Regions from separate parts of the Homo sapiens genome. Here region 1 is linked to region 2. Evidence: chromatin contacts called from ENCODE Hi-C data. All regions are on one chromosome and are shown on one strand. The core of a region is the stretch at or near the end of the contact, and the rest is flanking DNA. Distances in the headings are between cores, read along the strand shown. Region 1 holds the start of PIK3CA (phosphatidylinositol-4,5-bisphosphate 3-kinase catalytic subunit alpha). Region 2 overlaps TNIK (TRAF2 and NCK interacting kinase).

Evidence for each region. A loop is a pair of places that touch in the nucleus more often than their neighbours do. Pooled maps may share reads with other maps.
Region 1: a loop to region 2 is called in a pooled map, with 26 times the contacts of the local background. The contact joins the promoter of PIK3CA here to the enhancer-like site in region 2. A Hi-C loop is called at or near these places in 4 of 50 pooled maps.

What each region holds. Positions count from the first base shown.
Region 1 is chr3:179,146,946-179,149,645 of GRCh38, reverse strand. It overlaps PIK3CA (phosphatidylinositol-4,5-bisphosphate 3-kinase catalytic subunit alpha), which reads right to left and starts at 1,289. Exons shown (of 21, transcript NM_006218.4): 1 at 1,043-1,289. It overlaps PIK3CA-DT (PIK3CA divergent transcript), which reads left to right and starts at 1,673. Exons shown (of 3, transcript NR_125401.1): 1 at 1,673-1,730. RefSeq lists silencers at 665-714, 775-1,244 and enhancers at 426-925, 1,735-1,854, 2,465-2,574.
Region 2 is chr3:171,247,722-171,250,421 of GRCh38, reverse strand. All of the region lies in intron 2 of TNIK (TRAF2 and NCK interacting kinase), which reads left to right. Among named protein-coding and RNA genes, the nearest start is that of MIR569, 140 kb to the right of the region's middle. Within about 2 kb of position 1,438, at least 2 of the 41 ENCODE cell types and tissues checked have a DNase peak (open chromatin) inside an H3K27ac peak, as active enhancers do.

The DNA of each region.
Region 1 (2,700 bases), core at 40-2,539, 7.9 Mb before region 2:
CTGCATGTGCACAAAGGCGCAGTGCTGGAATGAGGAAGCTTCACCAAGATGAAATCACAACTCTAATTCATTAAAGAATATGCAGACTGTTTTCTAGAAAGACCCTCTTGTTGCGCTCCCTTTACCCTACCCTTTATTTAACCATGTAAACAGTCTCAATTATTGACATAAAAAAATAGCTTTCGATTCCCAAGTCTGGTAACACGGTTGGCCACCATCACTATTCCTTTAGCATCCTAAAATAAACCCCTCGAGCCGAGGTCAAAAACACGCCGGCTGAACGTCTGGTGTTTACATAGCCCAATCCCGGGCCCTACCCTACCTTTCCGAGCCACTTAAGAGCCATGGAACAGGCATCACATAATACACTTAGTAAAGAGACAAGTCACATGAGTCAGTGTCTCAGGTCTATGAATGAAAGATCTAAGCGTTTGTCTCAGCTAAAAGGAAAAAACAACCTCGAAAGGAAGGGTGGGAGGGGAGCTGGCGGGGGTGAGGGGAGCGGTGTTCCTTCCATACCCCTGCCGGGCGATTTAAACCCAGTAAGAGGCAAACGCAGGGCCGCCAGGCTGGCGGGGCCGGAGTCCTCGGGCGTGACAGCCCCTCAAGAAAAGCTCGCGGTTTCGCGCCCGCGTCCCTTGAGCCGCAGTCCTCGCGGCAGCCCCTCCACCCGCGGGCTGGGTGGGCGTGCAGGGCGCGGGAGACAGAGCCACCGCGGCCGGGGCGGCGGCCCTGGGCGCACTTCCTCAACCTCCAGCCGCCCCGTCCCCAAAACTGGGAGTAGAAGCAAAGGAAGAGCGAGGCGGCAGCCAGAGAGAAAGGAGAGGGAGCGGCGAGCCCTCGCCTCTGCAGCTAGGAGAGGCCAGAGGCAGGCGAGGGAGAGGGTGCGGCGATCGCAGGCGAACTCCGCCGCGGGCCGACGCTGGGAGACGACCAGCCCGTAGCCTCCGCCCAACACGGCGGGCGCGCCCGGGAGTCTCCGGCACCCACCCGGTCCCCATTCCCACCGCACCCGCTACCGGCCAGTCCGCGCTCTACTCACGCTCGGGGCTCTTCCAGGCTCCGCGGCTCTAACCGCATCGGGTCCCAGCCCCGCGGGCGGCGGCGGCGGCGCCGAGGGAGAGGAGAGCGGGCGGCACGGCCCCCGCCTCCCGGCCCCTCTCCCCCGCCGCTCCGGAGCTGCCCGGCCGGGCCCGAGCCCTGCCTCGCCGGCGGCCCCAGCCCCAGTCCCAGCGGCCGCGGCAGCAGCAGCCCGACACCTCAGCGGCCGCAGCGGCGGCACCGGAACTGCCGCTTTCTACTTCTCGCTCCCTCTCCTCGCTAGCCCCCGCCACACGCCCCCGCCCCCGACTCCTTTCTCCGTCGCCCCTGTTTTTTTTTCCTTTTGTTTCCAGAATAAACTTTATTGGTCTCTTTTTCCGCTCACATCGTGTAAACAAACAACGAACTCTTCCCCACCCCCTCGGCCCCCCCCCTCCTCCGGCAGAAGAGGGTAAGAGCTGAGGAGGGGCAGAGCCTACAATCCCCCGGAAGCAGATGCGCAAAGAAGCGGAAGCGAAATTGAGGCGAGGAGGAGCAGGGAGTGGGCAAATAGGGTAACAATATGTGCTACTGCGCCTGCGTCTTGCTTTTCCGCCCGAAGTTTATGTACAGTTGGGGCTGCTCTTCTGACGTTTGTTTAATGATCCGTCTTCTGCAGTAGTGAGGGTGTTGTGTCATCCTAGGACAGCGTACGTGTAGTATATTTGTTTCTACGAGCAGCAGGCGAGCTGGGGTAGAGATATAGAAAGGAATATTGGGAGCAAGTGGGTTATTTCACTTTTACACCCATAGAGGAAACGAGATTAGTTCGGGGGTGAGAGGAGGTGCGGTGGCTAACCGCCGCTGTCAGTGGCTAACCAGCGTGGTTATGGATTCTATAATAGAAAGAATGCTTTTTACAAAGCGTTGCTGTGCGTTCTTCTGCCGACATGGTTTAAGTTGTATACCATCCCGAAGGCGGAATGCACTGTCACAGCCCTCTGCAGTCCTTTGACTCACTTCGTGGAGACCTTTTGCTATGCCCTCATTTTTTTTTTTAAATCGAATTCTGATTCGAAGCAGCTTGTAGGATTCAATTCTAACTATTCAGAAGACGTGGGGGATTTTTCGCGTAATGCCAACAGAGACTTCAGAAATGTCATATAGGCTATAGATTTGATTCAAGGTAGTGTCTTGGTGCTGCGTACCTTAGAAGTCTGTTTGCTTGAGAGTAAATCAATCTGTTGACTTTTGAGATTACTACTGATAAGGGTTCGGTACTGTGCGTTTTTCTCCCCCTACTGGTCTTTTGTTGTAATATTGGAAAAGCGTAGGAGCAGTGATTAGAAGTCTGAGATACAAGTACTCCAGCATCGGTTCCTCCTTGAATTTTTAAGTAATAGAGGGCTTGGGAAGTGACCCATCCTAGAGATGTTACAGTCCTACTTGTCCTCTAGAGCAAAACTCTGACCAATAACAGTCTTCTCGAACACCGCACGTCCGTCCATACCCCAATGGTAAATGAGATGGATCTGTTCCTCTTTGTGGTCGTAGTTTCACTTGACTGTATTTCTTTCTTTTCTGTGTTTTCTTTCTTTCGTCCTTTTTCTCCCTTTAGCTCGGATTTTCATCTCACATTCCAGGGGTTTGTGTTTCTAAATGTTTTTCTCGAACCAATGT
Region 2 (2,700 bases), core at 189-2,688:
CCTGTTTCTGAATATTTTGGGGGACTAGGGCTTAGGTTACATCTTGGAATTTTTAAGGTACTGGAGCTATTTAACCCAAATCTCACTACCACAAAGAAGCTGTCCATCCATCAACACCATTTTCCCAGGCAAACAAGACTGGGTCAGTCTCTCCAAGGCCTGTCCCATGAAAATTAGAGGGTGCTGGCATTACCAGAAAGCAAAGCTTCCATCCAGGTATGGATGAGCTACTTCTGAGAAGGGAGTAATCAGTATGGACTGAAGTAAATGGGAATTCTTCCTGAACATGTGCCATCAAGCTATAGAGCAGAAGTTGGGTGAAATTTGAAAGGCGGAGTAACAAAGGCAGAAGCATGCAGGCATCGCTAAGAGCTTGGCCTTACCAGCTGGCTGACTTTGGGACTGTGCTTTGCTCTCTTCATTAGTATAATGGGGGTGGTAGTAGCACCTACTTCACATGGGCAATGTGGGGATTAAATAGTAATCATGTAAAACCTTAGCCTGACAAGTTGATATACAGTAAAAGCAAACTATTAGTTACTAGCTCAGTAAGAAACCAGGATAGCTAGGAACAGTTAGGGAGTCTAGGTAGGTTGGGTTGGGTGGGTTGGATTGGTTCCAACTGACAGGGAAAGACGCTACTTGCCTCAAGAGTGGATGAAATAAATAGCTATGGAATAACTGTATATGCTTTCCTGCAGGCTCCTCACTTAATATATATCGTACAAGACAGTAATAGCTAATATCATAGGCAGCAAATTTGACATTTGTTCATTTGTCTTTTTGTAATGAATTATTTGAGGTGAATTATGCTGATGTGTACCACCATCATTCCATTTGAATATGTGTCTTAATGTATAATGTCCTAAGGGCTGCCCAGGACTGGTGAGCAGTAACTCACTGCAGGAGGCCCCTAATTTGCCATTTCCACACCACTGCCCCATCCCTCCAGCCCCCTTAAGTTGGCAGCAGGCCACTCTGTCTTGTCTAGTAATGGTGATGGAGAGCCTGAGTGATTCTTAATCAAAGAAAATGACAACTCCATTTACATTTGTACAGATCTGATATTCACATTTGGATGTATGCCTAAAGGTACCTGGGTTGAAAATATGTGGTGTAACATTGCTTTATCTTCCTAAATCATCCTGACACAGCCTTGGACTTAATAGGGAGTGGGACCCAGAATTATGAAATAATAGCAGACATGCCACTGGAGGCTGAAATTTATGTTTTATGAGATAAAGTGGTTCTTAACTATTTTTGTTGCCATGTTCAATAGCTAGTTACTTTTAATGTTTCTATAATAAGAAAACAGTATGCAAAGATACACTTTAACAGAATTTCATAAGCTCCTACACTATGGGTAATAACCAGAGTTCTGAAAATAAAACCGTTACTTTCACTTGCATTTTAAGTCAGATTGATAGCTTTCTTTCATTTATAACGTCGTCCTAGTCTGAAAGCAAAATCACCATTTTATTATTTCTTATTCAAAGGCTGAAAGAAAAAGGTACCAAGTAAAATGATTTTGTATGACAAGGTCAATAAGACTTGGCAGCAAAGACTTGGATTGAAACTTTAGCCTTGCCATTAACCAGCTGTGATGTTGAATAAGTCATCTAGTCCTTGTCTCACTTGTAAAATGGTATAATATTGATACTATAGTTATATTGCTATTACCTGGAATGACACCCCACTCTTATTATTCACAACCTGGACTTTTTATGACCCAGGTCTGTTTTGCTTTTAAAATCTTAAATGTACAGCATCCCAATCTTAGACCACAGCCTTTGATGCTTCCAGCCTGTACTCCCTCACACCCTACACACCTGTTCTTTGATGTTGACTAAGCCCTCGGGTCTTTTGTCAGTCTCTCAGTCCCCATGAAACTTTAATAACTTGTCTCTCCAGCCTTGGGCCTCATGATTTCTTAGTTTAATCATTTTTAGCCAACATGTACTATCTCCTTTATCCTTTGTTCTTCCATAATATCCACCTTGCAGACCCCTTCCCTAAGGTCAGTCTAGCTGTTTATTTTTCTGCATTTGGGCTGCACAGCTCAACTCAGCACTGCTTAATAATCAACTGTGTATGTACCTGCTCAGTTCCTTCTCCTGTTTTCCCTGGAATAGTTGCTCCCAATCTCCACCACTCTCCTCTCCTCCCTTCCGCTGCCCCTGCCTTCATTGTTCTCCACAGGTGACCTTCTTCTATGCCTTTTAGAAAAACTGGAGCCATTGGACAGGTATCCCTTATTGGGTAAATATCCCACAGGTCTCCCTCTGCCTTTCTTCTCAAACTCATCTTCTTCCCACATTCTTACCTTCTTTCATCCTAACTCAATGTAAAGCTTTTCCCTCTGTGTGAGAGGACTCCTCCTGCTGTTTCTGTTGTCTCCTCCCTTGCCCAGAATTGCCCCTTTCCTCCCAGCCTGCAGTCATCTTCAGCGAGACCTCAGGACTAGTTTCATCTCTTTTCAGACCAAGCAACTTTTTTCTACCCTCTTTGCCTCCACATAGTCACCTCCCATTTTTTCCTTCACTCTATACAAACTGATGTCTGTCCCTGCATTGCTGTGTAAGGTCCCAGGGGCTTCATAATTGCCAGATTGAATGAGCTCTTTTTAGTCTTTATTTCACTTGGTCTTCTGTAGCACTGGCTCTGACCATACCCTCCTTTTTGAAACTCATCACATCCTCC